3 separate regions of the Homo sapiens genome follow, and all the other regions are linked to region 1. A link is a loop called in an ENCODE intact Hi-C map of the cell type or tissue named here. Cell type or tissue: breast epithelium. All regions are shown on one strand. Region 1 overlaps PCDHGA1 (protocadherin gamma subfamily A, 1). Region 2 overlaps PCDHGA1 (protocadherin gamma subfamily A, 1). Region 3 holds the start of LOC105378198 (a long non-coding RNA gene).

Evidence for each region. Peaks named below come from ENCODE experiments on the same cell type or tissue, not always from the same donor. Only the 100,000 strongest peaks of a DNase experiment are listed, where the experiment ranks them.
Region 2: a loop joins it to region 1, with 15 times the contacts of the local background. A loop is called at or near these places in 21 of 110 quality-filtered maps.
Region 3: a loop joins it to region 1, with 19 times the contacts of the local background. A loop is called at or near these places in 2 of 110 quality-filtered maps.

Annotation. Positions count from the first base shown.
Region 1 is chr5:141,511,041-141,513,540 of GRCh38, forward strand. It overlaps PCDHGA1 (protocadherin gamma subfamily A, 1), which reads left to right. Exons shown (of 4, transcript NM_018912.3): 4 at 1-1,935. The coding sequence ends at 133. It overlaps PCDHGA2 (protocadherin gamma subfamily A, 2), which reads left to right. Exons shown (of 4, transcript NM_018915.4): 4 at 1-1,935. The coding sequence ends at 133. PCDHGA3 (protocadherin gamma subfamily A, 3) reads left to right here. Exons shown (of 4, transcript NM_018916.4): 4 at 1-1,935. The coding sequence ends at 133. It overlaps PCDHGB1 (protocadherin gamma subfamily B, 1), which reads left to right. Exons shown (of 4, transcript NM_018922.3): 4 at 1-1,935. The coding sequence ends at 133. It also overlaps PCDHGA4, PCDHGB2, PCDHGA5, PCDHGB3, PCDHGA6 and PCDHGA7, and 13 more genes. Among named protein-coding and RNA genes, the nearest start is that of PCDHGC5, 23 kb to the left of the region's middle. RefSeq lists enhancers at 146-255, 2,494-2,500. In breast epithelium, a CTCF peak has its summit at 1,479 (motif pointing left); DNase peaks (open chromatin) are centred at 1,481, 1,733 and 2,242; H3K4me3 peaks cover 1,130 bases; H3K27ac peaks cover 2,247 bases.
Region 2 is chr5:141,445,608-141,448,107 of GRCh38, forward strand. The region is part of intron 1 of PCDHGA1 (protocadherin gamma subfamily A, 1); the gene reads left to right. The region is part of intron 1 of PCDHGA2 (protocadherin gamma subfamily A, 2); the gene reads left to right. The region is part of intron 1 of PCDHGA3 (protocadherin gamma subfamily A, 3); the gene reads left to right. All of the region lies in intron 1 of PCDHGB1 (protocadherin gamma subfamily B, 1), which reads left to right. It also overlaps PCDHGA4, PCDHGB2, PCDHGA5, PCDHGB3, PCDHGA6 and PCDHGA7, and 10 more genes. Among named protein-coding and RNA genes, the nearest start is that of PCDHGA12, 16 kb to the left of the region's middle. In breast epithelium, no CTCF peak of the experiment used is centred here; no DNase peak of the experiment used is centred here.
Region 3 is chr5:140,709,696-140,712,195 of GRCh38, forward strand. It overlaps LOC105378198 (a long non-coding RNA gene), which reads left to right and starts at 1,581. Exons shown (of 4, transcript XR_001742904.2): 1 at 1,581-1,847. It also overlaps VTRNA1-1. RefSeq lists enhancers at 844-2,043, 1,185-1,234. In breast epithelium, no CTCF peak of the experiment used is centred here; DNase peaks (open chromatin) are centred at 791 and 1,536; H3K4me3 peaks cover 1,501 bases; H3K27ac peaks cover 1,769 bases.

The DNA.
Region 1 (2,500 bases):
CGACTACCGCCAGAATGTCTACATCCCAGGCAGCAATGCCACACTGACCAACGCAGCTGGCAAGCGGGATGGCAAGGCCCCAGCAGGTGGCAATGGCAACAAGAAGAAGTCGGGCAAGAAGGAGAAGAAGTAACATGGAGGCCAGGCCAAGAGCCACAGGGCGGCCTCTCCCCAACCAGCCCAGCTTCTCCTTACCTGCACCCAGGCCTCAGAGTTTCAGGGCTAACCCCCAGAATACTGGTAGGGGCCAAGGCCATGCTCCCCTTGGGAAACAGAAACAAGTGCCCAGTCAGCACCTACCCCTTCCCCCCCAGGGGGTTGAATATGCAAAAGCAGTTCCGCTGGGAACCCCCATCCAATCAACTGCTGTACCCATGGGGGTAGTGGGGTTACTGTAGACACCAAGAACCATTTGCCACACCCCGTTTAGTTACAGCTGAACTCCTCCATCTTCCAAATCAATCAGGCCCATCCATCCCATGCCTCCCTCCTCCCCACCCCACTCCAACAGTTCCTCTTTCCCGAGTAAGGTGGTTGGGGTGTTGAAGTACCAAGTAACCTACAAGCCTCCTAGTTCTGAAAAGTTGGAAGGGCATCATGACCTCTTGGCCTCTCCTTTGATTCTCAATCTTCCCCCAAAGCATGGTTTGGTGCCAGCCCCTTCACCTCCTTCCAGAGCCCAAGATCAATGCTCAAGTTTTGGAGGACATGATCACCATCCCCATGGTACTGATGCTTGCTGGATTTAGGGAGGGCATTTTGCTACCAAGCCTCTTCCCAACGCCCTGGGGACCAGTCTTCTGTTTTGTTTTTCATTGTTTGACGTTTCCACTGCATGCCTTGACTTCCCCCACCTCCTCCTCAAACAAGAGACTCCACTGCATGTTCCAAGACAGTATGGGGTGGTAAGATAAGGAAGGGAAGTGTGTGGATGTGGATGGTGGGGGCATGGACAAAGCTTGACACATCAAGTTATCAAGGCCTTGGAGGAGGCTCTGTATGTCCTCAGGGGACTGACAACATCCTCCAGATTCCAGCCATAAACCAATAACTAGGCTGGACCCTTCCCACTACATAATAGGGCTCAGCCCAGGCAGCCAGCTTTGGGCTGAGCTAACAGGACCAATGGATTAAACTGGCATTTCAGTCCAAGGAAGCTCGAAGCAGGTTTAGGACCAGGTCCCCTTGAGAGGTCAGAGGGGCCTCTGTGGGTGCTGGGTACTCCAGAGGTGCCACTGGTGGAAGGGTCAGCGGAGCCCCAGCAGGAAGGGTGGGCCAGCCAGGCCATTCTTAGTCCCTGGGTTGGGGAGGCAGGGAGCTAGGGCAGGGACCAAATGAACAGAAAGTCTCAGCCCAGGATGGGGCTTCTTCAACAGGGCCCCTGCCCTCCTGAAGCCTCAGTCCTTCACCTTGCCAGGTGCCGTTTCTCTTCCGTGAAGGCCACTGCCCAGGTCCCCAGTGCGCCCCCTAGTGGCCATAGCCTGGTTAAAGTTCCCCAGTGCCTCCTTGTGCATAGACCTTCTTCTCCCACCCCCTTCTGCCCCTGGGTCCCCGGCCATCCAGCGGGGCTGCCAGAGAACCCCAGACCTGCCCTTACAGTAGTGTAGCGCCCCCTCCCTCTTTCGGCTGGTGTAGAATAGCCAGTAGTGTAGTGCGGTGTGCTTTTACGTGATGGCGGGTGGGCAGCGGGCGGCGGGCTCCGCGCAGCCGTCTGTCCTTGATCTGCCCGCGGCGGCCCGTGTTGTGTTTTGTGCTGTGTCCACGCGCTAAGGCGACCCCCTCCCCCGTACTGACTTCTCCTATAAGCGCTTCTCTTCGCATAGTCACGTAGCTCCCACCCCACCCTCTTCCTGTGTCTCACGCAAGTTTTATACTCTAATATTTATATGGCTTTTTTTCTTCGACAAAAAAATAATAAAACGTTTCTTCTGAAAAGCTGAACGTTTCTGTATAAGCGATGGAAGCTCCTGGCATGTGTGCATGAAGTGATGAGCTGAGGTGGGTGCTGGAAGAAGGGCGGAATCGGGAGGCCACTTTGTGTCATTGCGCGTCTAGATGTTTCCGAATTGCGTGTGTGTGTGTGACTGTGCAATATGGTTGTGTATGCTTGCAATGCCGTTGTGCCTATGAGACAGTGTGCGATTGTGTGCCTATGGATCTGTGTACCGTGTGCCATTGTGTGATCGGTCCGCTGTGGGGGTGGGGATCTGAGTGCGGCGTGTCAGTGTGCAGTGGAGTGTGCAGTCTAAGCTTGCGGCTGTCTCCAGGCAGAAGAGGAGACCCCGGCGCGGGCGGGGGCGGGTTGGCGCCGGGCAAACGCCTTGGGTAGAGGGGAGAGGACGTTTCGTTAGTTCCCGCCCCTTCCTGACTAAAATTGCCTACCCGAAGCGCCCCGGAGGGCTTCACGGGAGGAGGGTAGACTCTCCTTTGCCCCCGCACCCCCACCCCCGCTGCCTAGGGGTTTTGGGAAAGCCGCGGGAGTGGGAGGGAATGCGGGAGG
Region 2 (2,500 bases), 65 kb before region 1:
CTTTCTTTTTTTCGGAAAGTGATATTTAGAGAGATGAATAGATTAATAGGATGAGTAGAAGTTATCTAGGTAACAAGGAAAGTAAAAAAGAAATTGTCAGGCAGAGGAAATAGCATGTGTAAAGATCTTTTTAAAAAATAAAAGGTGTGACTCAAGCAATTTAAAAGGGCTAGGGAGGCTAGAAACAGAAAATAAATAGATGAAACTAATAAGGCAGGGAGAGCCTTGTAAATCACACTTAAAATTCTGGATTTTGTTCTAAATACCCTTGTACTTAGGAGCTATTAAAATATTTTAAACAAGGCAGTGACAAGATATTTGAATTATTAAGCTTACTCTGGCTGCTATATGGAGAATTGATTTATGAGGGTTATAAATAGAAATAGGAAGATAAGATAGGAGACTATGGCAATATTCCTGGTAAGAAATGGAAGAAGAGCTGGCTTGGATTAAAGGGGAGGCAGTGGATGTAGAAATAAATGGATGAATTATAGATATATTTAGGAAATGGGTTCAATAAGACTTAATAATGGAATAGGTGGAATATAAATTTCATGAGGGCAGGGGGTGTTTTGTTTATTATTATATTCCTAGGTGTCTGAAAATATTGTTGTGTTGCCTGGCAAGTGGTAGATCTTCAGTGAAATATTATTAACTGAATAAATACAATGGATAAATGGGGAGCAGGGATTAAGAGTGATTCCTGGGTTTCCACATTAAGGAACTGGATGGACAAAGCTACCATTTGATGAGAATGGAAGACTAAAGAATGATAGATTTAAGAGAAATCGAGTTGAGTTCCAGCCATGTTCATTTGAAGGATCTGAGAAACAGTGCAGATATTCAGTGTGTGATTAGACATATGGTCATCATTCTTTTTTTTTTTTGAGATGGAGTCTCGCTCTGTCACCCAGGCTGGAGTGCAGTGGCCCTATCTCTGCTCACTGCAATCTCTGCCTCCCAGGTTCAAGTGATTCTTCTGCCTCAGCCTCCTGAGTAGCTGGGACTACAGGCGTGCACCACCACGCCTGGCTAATTTTTGTATTTTTAGTACAAGACAGCATTTCACCATATTGGCCAGGCTGGTCTCGAACTCTGATCTGCCCGCCTCGGCCTCCCAAAGTGTGGGGATTACAGGCGTGAGCCACCGCGCCCAGCCGGTTACCATTCTTTTACTCTGAGTTCTTCCATTGTGATCATCTAGTCAGATGGGTAGATCCTTATAAGGCTGAGCATAATAAGCTTCCTGATAGCTCTACACTGGTATGTTTTGGGGTTCATGGCTGAGCTACTTTTGTGTTTTATTTATCTTCCTGATCTCTTTTTCACTGTAAGAAACATCCAGCACCCAGGGAAATTTGCTGTCTAATTCATACTCCACTCTTCAGACTAGTCCTAGTGTTCAGTTTTGTTTTGTTTTTTTTCTGTGTCTGGAATTCTATTAAAATGTGTCAGGCTGTTTTAATTTTTGTTGTTTAATTTTCTTTCACATGATTATATGTGCTCCATGGATTTTTTTGTTTGTTTGTTTTTTGTTTTTGTTTTTGTTTAAGCGGGGTCTTGCTCTTGTCGCGCAGGCTGGAGTGCAATGGCTTGATCTCGGCTCACTGCAACCTCCGCCTCCCGGGTTCAAGTGATTCTTCTGTCTCAGCCTCCCAAGTAGCTGGGACTACAGGCACATGCCACCACACCCGGCTAATTTTTGTATTTTTAGTAGAGACGGGTTTCATCATATTGGTCAGGCTGGTCTCAAACTCCTGACCCTGGTGATCTGCCCACCTCGGCCTCCCAAAGTGCTGGGATTACAGGCGTGAGCCACCGCACCCGGAGGAAATTTTTAACCTCAGTTTTTCTTCACCATCTGTAAAACTGCATAGAAGGAATGTTTAGGATAAAAGATGCATAACAATCATAACAAAATTGTTGGGTTTTAATGTTATGAGTACACTTGGAGGATTCTATGTCCACACATACCTTAAACATCCTATAGAGTCCTTAGCATTTTAAAGTTGAAACCAACAGTATGAATGATGGTAGAATTTTCCCCCCCAGGAAGTTAGAACTGTTCCATATCTTGATAGAGGGATGGGTTATAAGGATGTACACATTTTCCAAAACTCATTGAACTTAAGAGTCTTGCATGTGACTGTATATAAATTATACTTTAATTGAAAATAAATTTAAGAAAATAAAATTGGCTGGGCGTGGTGGCTCACGCCTGTAATCCCAGTGCTTTGGGAGGCCGAGGTGGGTGAATCATCTGAGGTCAGGAGTTCGAGACCAGCCTGGCCAACATGGTGAAACTCTGTCTCCACTAAAAATACAAAAATTAGCTGGGCATGGTGGCGGACACCTATAATCCCAGCTACTCGGGAGGCTGAGGCATGAGAATCGCTTGAACCCAGGAGGTGGAGGTTGCAGTGAGCCAAGATCATGCCATTGCTCTCCAGCCTGGGCAACATGAACGAAATGCCATCTTAAAAAAAAAAAATTAAAAGAA
Region 3 (2,500 bases), 800 kb before region 1:
TTTGGGTGGCCAAGGCGGAAGGATCTCTTGAGGGCAGTTACAGGTCAACTGAGCAGCATAGCAAGATCCTGTCTACAGAAAATAAAAAATAAAAAAGGCCCGGCTCGGTGGCTCACACCTGTAATCCCCGCCCTTTGAGAGGCTGAGGGCAGCGGATCACTTGAGGTCAGGAGTTCGCGACCAGCCTGGCCAACTTGGTGAAAGCTCTTCTCTACTAAAAAATATAAAAAGTAGCTGGGTGTGGTGGCGCATGCCTGTAGTCCCAGCTACTTGGGAGGCTGAGACACGAGAATCGCCTGAACCCGGGAGGTGGAGGCTGCAGTGAGCGGAGGTAGTGCCACTGCAATCCAGCCTGGGCAACAGAGTGGAGACTCCGTCTCAAAAAAGAAAAAGAAAAAGGAAAAAAAATTTGGCCAGGTGCGGTGGCTCACGCCTGTAATCCCAATACTTTGGGAGACTGAGGCAGGTGGGTCATGAGGTCAAGAGACCGAGAGTATCCTGGCCAACATGGTGAAACCCCATCTCTACTAAACATACAAAAATTAGCTGGGCGTGGTGGCGTGCGCCTGTAGTACCAGCTACTCGGGAGGCTGAAGCAGGAAAATCGCTTGAACCCGGGAGGCGGAGGTTGCAGTGAGCCGAGATCCTGCCGCTGCTCTCCAGCCTGGCGACAGAGCAAGACTCCGTCTCAAAAAAAAAAAGAGGAAAGAAAAGAAAAAAAAAGCCAGAAAAAAAAGCTCACGCCTGTAATCCTAGCACTTTGGGAGGCCGAGGCGGGCGCGTCACTTGAGGTCAGGAGTTTGAGACCAGCCTGGCCAGCATGGTGAAACCCTGTCTCTATTAAAAATACAAAAATTAGCCAGAAATCGCTGGAACCCGGGAAGCGGAGGTTGCAGTGAGCCGAGATCGTGCCACTGCACTCCAGCCTGGGCAACAGAGCGACTCCGTCTCAAAAAAAAAATTAGTTGGGCATAGTGGCCTGTGCCTGTAGTCCTAGCTACTCGCGAGGCTAAGAGGGGCGTATTGGTTGAGCCTAGATGGAGCCAGTGCACTGCGGCCTGGGTGACAGAGGGAGATTCTGTTTCTAAAAAAATTAAAAAGAGTAACAGGAAGTTTCACTGGGCGGGGGTTGGAATGTTTATCTAGTTTAGCAGCGAAGTTCTAAGATAAGGTCTGAAATACAATTTACACCTTGTAAAGACTCCACTCCCCTGGCCCAAGCACTAGTTGTAAAAGTCGATTTGATCACGAAGTGACCCTGTGTGGTTGTTTTGGGAGCGCAGAGTCTGGAAGCGAAGGAGGTGGGGGCGTTTCGAGAGTTGTGGACCAGGTGACTGCTGAGAAGGAGACAGTAAACCGGGGACACACCTGCGGAAGAGCTCTTCAGGGATTAGGAAAGGCTACGTCCTTGTCACTGCTGTGTGTCCCCAGATGGACAACTCCTCAATTGTCTGGAGGTCGGGGGCGTGTTGGACAGTCCTGGTCGCTGAGTCATGCTGAAGCACTCTCTTTTTGACTCACTCTTTGTGACGTAGGTCTTTCTCACCAGTCAATAAAATATAATCCGAAAGCAACCTCCGGGCTGGCTTTAGCTCAGCGGTTACTTCGACAGTTCTTTAATTGAAACAAGCAACCTGTCTGGGTTGTTCGAGACCCGCGGGCGCTCTCCAGTCCTTTTACCTCTCTGGGCGGTTCGAGACCCGCGGGAGCTCTCCAGTCCTTTTCACTGCTGAAGTTCAGCTCCCTTTCCATGGTAAAAGGAATCAGGGCTCCTCGGAGAAATGGCTGATTTTAGTACTGGGCAGGAAATATAGAAATGGACGTGGAGCATCTCATAGAGCTAGAAAGTAAGGAAATGCTTAAAAACCAAGAACAACCAAACTCAACTTTTAAAGTTTTTTCAATGTTTAGTATGTTCATGTGTTTGTTCTAACAGTTGCCTGTATACTTGTATCTTCTCGCCCTTTTTTACTGAGGCCCACAGGATTTTTTTCTTTCAAATCTAATGGATGTTCTAAGATATACCTTAGACTTGATCATTCCATATAAGTTTTCCTAGGTTTCCTTTCGATATGTAGACCCAATTTTTTTTTATTATAGTTTTGAAGATTACATCGGTTCCATTATTTTATTCTTCTTCAGGGACTGCAATGTATGTTGGATCTTTGCCTCTATACCACTTTCTCTCTGATCCTTTGAATTGCTTTCTTGATTTTATTTTTATTTTATTGGCTGTTTTAATGCCTTTCCTCAATACCAGTTATTATATTTTAAGTAAAAGTTTTTCCTCTTTGGAAAAGCTTTCCTTATGATTTAGTTTTCTTTTCAGAGATTTTTTTTCTTCCATATCTCCTGCTTTTTTACAAACTGCTTATTTTGTTCTTTGTCCATTTCTGTTCTGAGTTATTTTTCTGATTCATGGCATTTTTTTCATGTTACCAAATGATTGCTTAAGGTTATCTAATTTAGGTTGAAGTACTGTGTTTCAGTTTTCTGGTTT